Linked DNA regions of Mus musculus: region 2 is linked to region 1. Evidence: chromatin loops called from intact Hi-C (ENCODE). Cell type or tissue: heart. All regions are shown on one strand. Links, peaks and the distances in the headings refer to the core of each region. The heading gives the core; the rest is flanking DNA.

Region 1 (5,381 bases), core at 314-5,313:
TGATGGCCTTCTTCATGTTTCCATCAATGTATATTTTTAAATGGTTTGCTTTATGACTTTATTGTTCTATAACTATAAAAATCATTATGAGACAATTATCACATTGGAATGTGTGATTTGGGCCAACCTGAATGTTTTCCTAGGCCATGGTCATTCATTTGACTTAAGAATAAGCTGTCTCATATTTCCCTTTGAGGCGATTTTTCTAACACTTCACCAGTCAGTTGTCATAGGCAGGGTGTTATGTGGTGCCTTTCTTTAAACAAAAAGGAATATCACGTTCAGTTGCAGTGAAGTTACTTAGTACATAGGTTTATCTTTCAGGAGTCTGTATCCCTTTCTTTGTTTTCCCAGACTTCAACTCTTCCCTCTTGGGAACCTTAGACTTTCACAGTCTGCCAGGCAAACATGATAGAACATACTAAGAGTTACAGGTTAAAACTCAAAGCAAAAGAACTAAGTTAGATGAACACAAATATCTCTCCACACAGATAAAAAGAAAAGCATGGTGTGGACCATGAGACACTGCAGGAGTCAGCTCTTTGCTGGGTATTTGTTTCATGATCCTGGAAGCAAAGTGGAGTAAATATAGAAAACAATACAGATCTTTTTTCAAGGATTAAGTACATCCCCGTTCATTTTAGGCTGTCGTCATCATTGAATAAACTTTTGACATACAGAATATTACAGAGGCACATATGACAATACAAGCAGACCATATGAATGTTCACTCTGGTCTCTTTTGGGGAGCTGAGGGGTCCTGGAGACCCAACCCAGGCCCTGGAGCATGTCAGGCAAATGCTCTACTGCTGAGCCACACCGGAAGCCTGGGCCTGTTTTTCTGCTGAGTATAACTTAGAAGGGATTTGAGCCATTGGAAAAAGTGCTAACACATTTGATACAAAACTGCCTGACTGGAGGCAACCTAACCCTGTTTGTTTGTTCTCTCTCTCTCTCTCTCTCTCTCTCTCTCTCTCTCTCTCTCTCTCTCTCTCTCTCTCTCTCTGTGTGTGTGTGTGTGTGTGTGTGTGTGTGTGTGTGTGTGAAAAAAGCTGAGCCAGCATCCACTCAATCTATTTAACATACACGTGTGCCGTGTGCCTTCTTGTGTGTGTTAGAGGGAGGCGGGGCAGAAACTGTGACCTTTCTGATCAGTCTGATGAGGCAGTATTCACATCCAATTTATGAAACATAATTATATATGATATAGAATCTGAAACTAGAATCACCTGTGGTGACTAACCTTCTGGGGGAAAAAAAAGGTAGTGTTGCAACTTTTAAAGGGAAATATCAAACAATTGCAAAACTAGACAGAGAAAGGACTTGCATTCCTAAAATCCCTCTTTGACTGTCAATCTCTCATAGCCCAGTGTGCTCCAGACCCCCAAAATGAAACAAATCCTCAGTTTACATTTTAACTTCAGTCAGTTATTCTAAAAGATCAGTTTTTTAAGTAATCTAATTATGGAGCCAGCCAAAATGGCACAGGGGCTAAGGACTCTTGCCAGAAGTCAGAATACCTGAGATGCAACTACTGACACACGAGGAGACTATTCCTGAAAGCTGTCCTCTTTTACGTGTGTGCACACAGGAAGACAGAACACAGACAGACACACAGAGAGAAATGTTTTAAAATGGTAAAATGTAATTATGATACCCTTTCAAAAACTAAAAATATTTCCTCAAAATCCAGAACATTCCAAAACCAGGGCACAGTCAAGTTCCACAAGTTTTGCTGTTAGGGCTCTCATTTTACTTGGCATTCTCATAGGAGGTAACCTGTTAACTTAAAAACTTGACTCACAAGGAAATGCTAGGTATAGGTCATGCCAATATGTGCTAGCATACATTCATAAATATAAAGCACCACTTTTCGCGTGTCCTCTGTCACTGTGGGCATGATCTACCTCTGGGATCTAAGGAACAACGCCCTAATCAGATCATTTGCACAAGTTGGAGACGAAGGGGAACAGGGACATGGTGGAGGGTTGCCACCGTTTGGCCACCACCGCAGAAGGAGAGAAGTTGCTTAAGCCTCGCTCCCCAGGGCGGGTCCCCGAGCCAGCCGCCCCGCTCCAGTACCAACCGCCCTTGCAGAGCAGCAGTGACCCGGTGCGCCCGGGCAGGGTTCAACCGCCCTGCAAGTGCCCGCAAGTGCCGGGAAGTCCGCGAGGAACGCCACACACCCACCTCACCTCTCTGCCTGCTGCAGAAGGCTGGGAGCCGCCCCGGGGGAACCGGGCGCCCGTGGGACACTGCCCTCGTCCGCCACAGACGTCGGCGGTGGCTTCCCGCTCCGCACCGCAGCGTCACCCCGAGTCCTAGGAAGGGAAGCCTCGTCGCGACGCGACCGGCCAGTGGCCTCCACGAGTCGTGCGCTCACCTCAGCTGGCACTCCTCAGTCCCTGGCGTAGCGTGAGTAGCCAAAAGCCACCAACCTCCGTAACTGCCTGAGCGGCAGGTCCGCGCGTCGCTCACCTCCGCTCGCCCCGCCCACCCACGCCCCGCCCGCCCCAGGTGAGTCCCCTCGAGGGGCGGGGCCACGCGAGGCTCACCTCCGCTCGCCCCGCCCCGCCTCCTGTCTTTGGTTACTGCGGGAGTAATCCGGATGCTCTTCTTTTCTTTCAGTAGTCAGGCCCAGACTGCTCAGGGTAAGGTGCGTGACTCCACACTGTGGTCTTCCATCTAGCTCATACTGGAAAAAACAGCTTGCATGCGGGCACTTCCGAGTTGACAGTGCGTAGGACGCCCCCTGCGGGTTGGGCGACAAGAGGCGACCGAGTTGACCGACTGAGTAGGCAGAAGATTGCAGGAGTTGCAGGGTGAGGGGAAACTCTTTCCTAGTGTGTCAGGCTTTGAGGATCTAATCCCAGTTTGAAATGCTCCTAACTGCCGTTGTGTCACCCACCACCTCTTGCTCTGTAGCTAGTTTCTCAAGTTTACCTTTCAGTCTGCAGACGAATATGCTCCCAAGACCACAAGACTTGAGCCACTAAGCAGTTACCTTAGTGCACTATAAATTCTGATTTTTCAAAATTAAAGTCTGCGATAACATATATTGCATTTCTTTCTTTGCCGGCCTGTATTAACTCAGCAAATATTTGTTGAGAGCCTATGGCCTGTTAGTTATTTAAACATTTAGCACATGGCAAGCTTGCTTGTTTCCCACTGCTCTCTAAGGGGATCCATGAGTGGAATTGTAGTCTAGGCCTTTCCACCTCCCGCTGGGGCTGAACTGACCTTGCCAGGAACTCAGAAATGGCCTGACAGGGCAGTAAAGGTACCCTGGCTGTTAAATATGGGCTGTAAGGGGAACTGGGGTGTGCCCATCTCCCAGCTCAGAGGAAACATCCTGGAAGAAAGGAGAAATGATGAAATCCAGTGAGGTTGTGAGGTGCTTCAGCCCAGAGCTCCCCAGGGGCAGAGATGGAAGATTGCCAGAAATGGCTGGGGGAATCCCTTTTGTGGAGAAGGAGGGAAGGAACAATAGTAGGTATGCAGTTAGTTCATGGGTCTAAAAAAAACAGCAGCCACCATCTCTGGAGTGTGAACATCAAACAGAGCCAGCCATACATCTCTCTAAACTAACTAACTGTACAACAACCTTGCCTGCTAGGCTTGACAGAGCAGGCAGTGCCATCCTTCGGTGGAGTGGTGCCTTGCTAGAAGAGGGCTGGAGCGGTAGCTCCTAGGAGCCAGCCTACACTCTCCCAGTGCCTTTCTCAATGGTCCAGGAGGCTGAGCCCACTCTCTTCTTCCATCCCCAAATGTATTATTAATAGCTGTCCCGAGACCTTTCCCATCTAGAGGTGTTGGGACGACTACATACCAGATTCCAGGAGGCTCCTGTCTGGAGAGCTGTTGGCGAGATTTTGGCAGACCCATTGCGTCTCAGTTTCTCCTCTTCTGTAATAATGGAACTGAAGGTGAGCCCAAGGCCTCTTCTGTCTCCCTTTTGACAGAATTCATTCAGAAAAGTGCTATGATGGCTAACCTGCCCTCCAACTTGATTGGTTTGGAGTCACCATGGAAACACACTTCTGGATGTATCTGGGAGGCCATTTCCTGAGAAGTTCATGTAGGTGAGAAACCCATCTTGAATGTCGGCAGCACCGTCCTTGCAGACCAGGGTCTTGGATCAAATGAAAGGGAGAAATGGAGCTGAGCTTCTGTCTCTCTGTTACCTGACAGCAGCTGGCCCCTCTCCCGTCACCTGCCTTGGCAGCCACTGTAGCCTGAAGAAGCCCTTCCTGCCTGAAGTTGCTTTTGTGAGGTTCTTTGTCACGGGAATAAAGACATGAACTGAGGTAGGAATCCAGAGCTTCTGGAAACCCACATCAGAGGTTTTCATCCCAATTCTCCTACCTCTAAATTGTCAGATGTCTACCAGAGACACATACTGTCTCAATAATTCCTCACTTTAACTTCTTGGAAAGTCCTATTCTTCTTCAGGGAGGTAATTTACCAAGCTAAAGTGTAGCAGATGCAGCTGCTGGGGAGATGCAGCAGGAAAGTCCTGGGAAGCCTGGCACTCTTGCTGAGGACCTCCTCCTCTCTCTCTAGTTTCCTTCTTGCTGGGAGCTGGGGGTGAAATAGGAATTGTAGACCAAGAGCAACACTTCACAGAAAAAAGGGACACCGGTTGTGGTGGTGCATGCCGGTAGGATTTGCTGAGGAAGGCAGAAAAAAAGGGACTTTGCCCGCCCTGATATGCTATGTTCAGGCTTCTCCTTACAGGGGAAAATAAAAATTCCTTCCTCGTTTAACTCACAGTCAGGATAGTTCCGTAGCAGCAGATACACTGTTCTTTCAGAAGACAAGGCTAAAAATTATTCTAGGCACCTTACCTAAAAGGGTGTCATCCCAGGGAGAGACGTTTTTCTCCCCAAGCATAAGAAATGATAGGTTCACCGGGCGGTGATGGCGCACGCCTTTAATCCCACCACTTGGGAGGCAGAGGCAGGTGGATTTCTGAGTTCGAGGCCAGCCTGGTCTACAAAGTGAGTCCCAGGACAGCCAGGGCTACACAGAGAAACCCTGTCTCGAAAAACCAAAAAAAAAAAAAAAAAAAAAGAAAGAAAAAGAAAAGAAAAAAGAAAAAAAGACCGGTTCAAGTTTCATCTTGGTAGGTTATATTGTTATATTAGCCAATGATCTTGCATATGTTGGGAAATTAGGCTTTGTAAATCAAAAGCTATCATAAAAAAGCCCGTGATACACAGTATGTGGCATATGAAAGTGATTTATCATTAACCATTGGTATCTAGTTTCCACCCTCTACCAAATGTTCCTCTAGCAGAATTCAGCATCACATATTTTCATAAACTGGGGCCAGGACTCATTCCAGGGTATGGTTGAGAGGAAGGTTTTATTGTAGGTAT
Region 2 (5,381 bases), core at 62-5,061, 280 kb before region 1:
AAAGCATCACATGCTCCGGGGAGTTCACTCCGTGCGTGATTTAGAAAGAATACACTCTGAGAGCTGGCCCCAGCGTGAGAGCACTTACGGCTCTTGCAGGGCACCTGAGTTCTGTTCCCAGCATCATTATCAGGGAACTCACAACCTCCTGTAACCCAGCTCTGGGGAAGTTTAATGCTCCTGCCCACGTGTGCACACATCCATGGGCACACATAACTTAAAACAAAAACAAGTCTTTGGAAACAAGAAATTCTGTTATTAATACTACATAGCTGTTCTGTTTTTAAAGAATAGGAAGAGGGGCTTTTGATGGCTTTTTCTGTATCTTCTTTGCTTTGCTTTTTTCCAGGATTGAGTCTCCTTATGTAAGCCAGGCTGGCTTCTAACTGGCAATCCTCCTTTCTCAGACTCTCTATACTAGGACTCCAGGCATGGCCCATCATGTCTGTAACTTCTTCCTTCTGTTTCTTACGCAAACCATTATTCTACTTTAATAGGTTATCTTGAGTGCTTGGGCACCAAGAACCAAGGAGACATTACTGCAGGGTTATTAGAAACCTGTCATGAACACCACCTCCAAAACAAGACAATTAAGAAGTAGATGAGGGCTGGAGAGATGGCTCAGTGGTTAAGAGCACCGTCTGCTTTTCCAAAGGTCCTGAGTTCAAATCCCAGCAACCACATGGTGGTTCACAACCATCCGTGATGAGATCTGGTGCCCTCTTCTGGGGTGTCTGAAGACAGCTACAGTGTACTTACATATGATAAATAAATAAATCTTTTTTTAAAAAGGAGATGAATTAAAAAGAAGAAGTGGATACTAGGCCTGCAAGATGGTACAGCAGGTAAGGACACACACTGCCAAACCTGATGACCCGAGTTTGATCATGGGGCCCATAAAATAGAAGGAGAGAACCAACCCAAGAGAGCTGTTCCCTCATCACAACACATGGGGGTGTGCATGTATGTGCATGTGTGTCTGTGTGTGTATGTATGTGCATGTGTCTGCGTGAGTGTGTATGTATGTGCATGTGTGTTTGTGTGTTTGTGTTAGTGTATATGTATGTGTGTTAGTGTGTATGTATGTGTTAGTGTGTCTGTGTGCATGTTAGTGTGTATGTATGTGCATGTGTCTGTGTGTGTATGTGTGAGTGTGTATATATGTATATGTGTATCTGTGTGCATGTTAGTGTGTATGTATGTGCATGTGTCTGTGTGTGTATGTGTTAGTGTGTATGTATGTATATGTGTATCTGTGTGTATGTTAGTGTGTATGTATGTGCATGTGTGTCTGTGTGTATGTATGTGCATGTGTATCTGTGTGTGTTAGTATGTGTGTATGTATGTGCATGTGTGTTGTGTGTATGTTAGTGTGTATGTATGTGCATGTGTGTGTGTGTATGTGCATGTGTGTCTGTGTGTGTTAGTGTGTATGTATGTGCATGTGTGTCTGTGTGTGTCTGCATATGTGTGTATGTATGTGTATCTCTGTGTGTATGTGTGTGTGTGCGAACATGAAGTAGATAATATGTAAAACCATAGTGGGTGATCAATAAGTACTAGTTCAACAAAAGGTTAGTTGGTTGGTTCTAAATTTGTTACTAAAAATGGGCACTGTTTTTTTCCTTGTTCCCCACTTCCCTTTTCGCTACAGCCCCAAAATTGGGCACTTTTTTATGTGACACAACAGAAATTTAAAATATTTCATTACCCACTACAAAATCAGAGTTTGAAATGAAAGCACCTTATTGCTCCAACTACAAGAAAGGGTCTTCACTTTGATTTTTGGACACAGGATTTCTTTGTGTAGCCTTGACTGTCCCGGAACTCGATCCAGGCTAGCCACAAAATCAGAGATCCACCTCCCTCTGCTTTGCAAGTGCTTAAGTTAAAGGCATGCACCACCAAGCCTGGCTGAGAAAAAGACCTTTAAACAGCCAAGATAGCTCTCTGTGAAGATTTTACACGCCAAGCTTAATTCCACAGAAGAAAAATCCTTGCAAAACTTAAGTTGGCCACTAGAGGGCGCTCATAGACTCCCATTGCTACTAGTTAAAAACGACTTTAAAATAACTTAGGCAGCCAGGACAGCCAGGGCTACACAGAGAAACCCTGTCTCGAAAAAAAATAAAATAAAATAACTTAGGCAAAGAAGTGTTAACAAAATATTACCAGCTTCCCTGGCAAACTCTTCTCCAGAGTAGTTGGACAAGCTAGAGCCAAAAGATTTAAAATACACATATTTTTTGACCCAACTTCTGTAACATTATCTAAGAAATTTGTAAAAAAAAAAAAAAAAAAAAAAAAATCAGTTAATGGGTTTTGTGATTTACATCTCAATAAAGGGTCAATTAAGAACTAGATATGTTGAGAGGAGGGCATAGGGAGTTCTCGGAGGGGAAACCAGGAAAGGGGATAACATTTGAAATGTAAATAAAGAATATATCCAATAAAAAAACACTAGATATGTTGTAAAATATCCTCTTATTTTTATTTTAAGTGTATTTGTGTACGTCTTATGTTCATGTATGCACAGATGTGTGCAGGTGCCCAAGGAGGCCAGAAGAGGGCACCAGAGTTCCGGAACTAGAGCTACAGGAACTTGTAGCCTCCTGACCTGAATGCAAGGAACTGAACCCTGCTGCCTGAAACAGCAGCAGCCGCTCTTCCCCACTGAGCTATCTCAGCCCACACTATCATATTCAAAGTGCACACTACTAAAAATAATTTCAATACATCTGTACAATCGGGGACTTTTTAAAATCCATCGACACATATTCGGAGAATACATACTACAATTTAACAAATAGTTCCTTTGAGCAGTGAGATTAGGGTGTTTTGTTCTCTTGCTGCTACTGCCATTGTTGCTGCTGCTGCTGGGTTTTGTTGTTGTTGTCGTTGTTTGTTTGTTTGTTTTGTTTCGTTTCATTGGTTTTTCCAAACGGGGTTTCTCCGGGTAGCCCTGCCGGTCCAGTAACTCACTCTGTCAAATAGGCTGACCTTGAACTCAGAGACCTGCCTGCCTCTTTCTCCTTGGGAAGCAGACCGTTGGGATTAAAGGCATGCACCACCACTGCCAGGTTCTTTTGGGCTTCTTAGACATTTGCTAATAAGAAACATAAGGTGTCTTGATAAATAGGAAATTCTCTTAATATTTAAGTGTGAGATACTTTAATCATTTGTAAATGTCTGTGGACTGATGAGATGGCTCCATGGGCAAAGATACTCATCACCGTGCCTCATTCCTGGATGCATAATGGTAAAAGGAGAGAATTGATTCTCATAGAGTATCCCTTGGCTTCCACACACATGTTATCACACACACCATATACACATACACACTACACACACACTATCTGTACACACATATATACACACACATGGACTATACATACACACACATACATATCACTTACACACACCATATACACATACACACTATATATACACACACATAGACTACATACACACATGTACACACACACCATATACACATCACACACACATTCATACACACAATGTTCAATGTTTGTTAGCATGTAAGTCTAGGAGAGACTCATACCCTCAGATGTCATGCAGCCATCATTCCCCTCCCCAGCTAGGGATGGACCCTAGATGGTTAGACATAGAAGCAAGTTGTCTGCTGCTGGGCTATCTTCCCAGCCCAACAGTCACCCCTACTGCGTTACAGTCTTCCTCCATAATAGGGTAGACATGGTTCAAAACTGGAGGATGGGGCTGGAGACACGGCTCAGCAGTGAAGAACACTTGCTGCCCTTGCTGAGTTCAGATCCCAGCACCCAAGTCCAGCAGCTCACACCTGCCTATAACCCCAGCTACAGGAATCCCACACCATAGACACTGAAATGGAGTACACATACTCACACACAGAAACACGCAACTAAAAGTAAAATAGGACTTAAAAAAAAATACTGGGCTGGTGAGATGGCTCAGTGGGTAAGAGCACCCAACTGCTCTTCCAAAGGACCGGAGTTCAAATCCCAGCAACCACATGGTGGCTCACAACCATCTGTAATGGGATCTGACTCCCTCTTCTGGAGTGTCTGAAGACAGCTACAGTGTACTTACATATAATAAACAAACAAACAAACAAACAAACAAACTAAGGATATGCAGAACATAGTGGCACATACGTTTAATCCCAGAGCTCTGAAGACAGGGTGAATTTGAGACCAGCCAAAGCTATACAATAAGATCTTGTCTCAAAACAAAACAACAACGGTAAAAACAAAAACAAAAAACCTAAGGAAACAAGATTCCCAGAAGGCCTTCATGACACAACATTGCAAACAATTCAGTTGTGCAGACCCCTCTCCCAGCCAACACCCATCAGACCTCTTGGGTCACTCTGTACCAAGGCTGTCACCCAGCAGACCTCTTGGGTCACTCCACACCAAGGCTGTCATCCAGCTAAACTGTTGGGCCACTCCTCACCAAGGTTGCTGCCCAGCTGACCTCTTGGGTGTCACCCAGCCGACCTCTTGGGTCACACCTCACCAAGGCTGCCACCCAGCCGACCTCTTGGGTCACTCCTCACCAAGGCTGCCACCCAGCCGACCTCTTGGGTCACTCCTCACCAAGGCTGCCACCCAGCCGACCTCTTGGGTCACACCTCACCAAGGCTGTCACCTAGCCGACCTCTTGGGTCACACCTCACCAAGGCTGTCACCCAGCCGACCTCTTGGGTCACTCCACACCAAGGCTGTCACCCAGCCGACCTCTTGGGTCACTCCTCACCAAGGCTGTCACCCAGCCGACCTCTTGGGTCACTCCTCACCAAGGCTGTCACCCAGCTGACCTCTTGGGTCACACCTCACCAAGGCTGTCACCCAGCCGACCTCTTGGGTCACACCTCACCAAGGCTGTCACACAGCCGACCTCCTGGGTCACTCCTCACCAAGGCTGTAACCCAGCTGACCTCTTGGGTCACTCCACACCAAGGCTGCCACCCAGCTGACCTCTTGGATCACTCCTCACCAAGGCTGCCACCCAGCCGACCTCTTAGGTCACTCCTCACCAAGGCTGCCAAGCTTCTTCAGTGCTGCATTCTTAGCTCTCTGCCATGCAGGGAATGGATTTTCCCGTTAGTTCCGCCATTTAAGACCCAAGACTCTCCTACAAAATGGCCTTCCTGCTTCTTCCTAATGAGTTCTAAAGTGTTAACCATAGAGCCTTGTAAATTCTCCTACCAAAACATGTCGTCCAGGCTGGGGGATGGTTCAGTGGATGAAATTTTGCTGTCCAAGCATGAGAACCCGTGTTCAGATCTTAGCACCCATGCAAAAAGTTAACAGATTCTGGGGGATTGATAGCCAGCCAGTCTAGTCTAAACAGGTTCCATGAGAAACTACCTTATCTCA

What was found. Hi-C counts contacts between places; a loop is a spot of excess contacts. Peaks named below come from ENCODE experiments on the same cell type or tissue, not always from the same donor. Only the 100,000 strongest peaks of a DNase experiment are listed, where the experiment ranks them.
Region 2: it touches region 1 in a loop (2.2-fold over the local background); 6 of 42 quality-filtered maps call a loop at or near these places.

What each region holds. Positions count from the first base shown.
Region 1 is chr3:30,853,060-30,858,440 of GRCm38, reverse strand. It overlaps Gpr160 (G protein-coupled receptor 160), which reads right to left and starts at 2,491. Exons shown (of 4, transcript NM_001134385.2): 1 at 2,196-2,491. Gm42199 (a long non-coding RNA gene) reads left to right here and starts at 2,632. Exons shown (of 3, transcript XR_880730.3): 1 at 2,632-2,822; 2 at 3,963-4,307. In heart, for the core only: a CTCF peak has its summit at 2,750 (motif pointing left); a DNase peak (open chromatin) is centred at 2,730; H3K4me3 peaks cover 1,306 bases; H3K27ac peaks cover 917 bases; H3K27me3 peaks cover 2,135 bases.
Region 2 is chr3:31,135,864-31,141,244 of GRCm38, reverse strand. No RefSeq gene overlaps it. Among named protein-coding and RNA genes, the nearest start is that of Cldn11, 11 kb to the left of the region's middle. In heart, for the core only: CTCF peaks have their summits at 2,012 (motif pointing right) and 2,587 (motif pointing right); no DNase peak of the experiment used is centred there.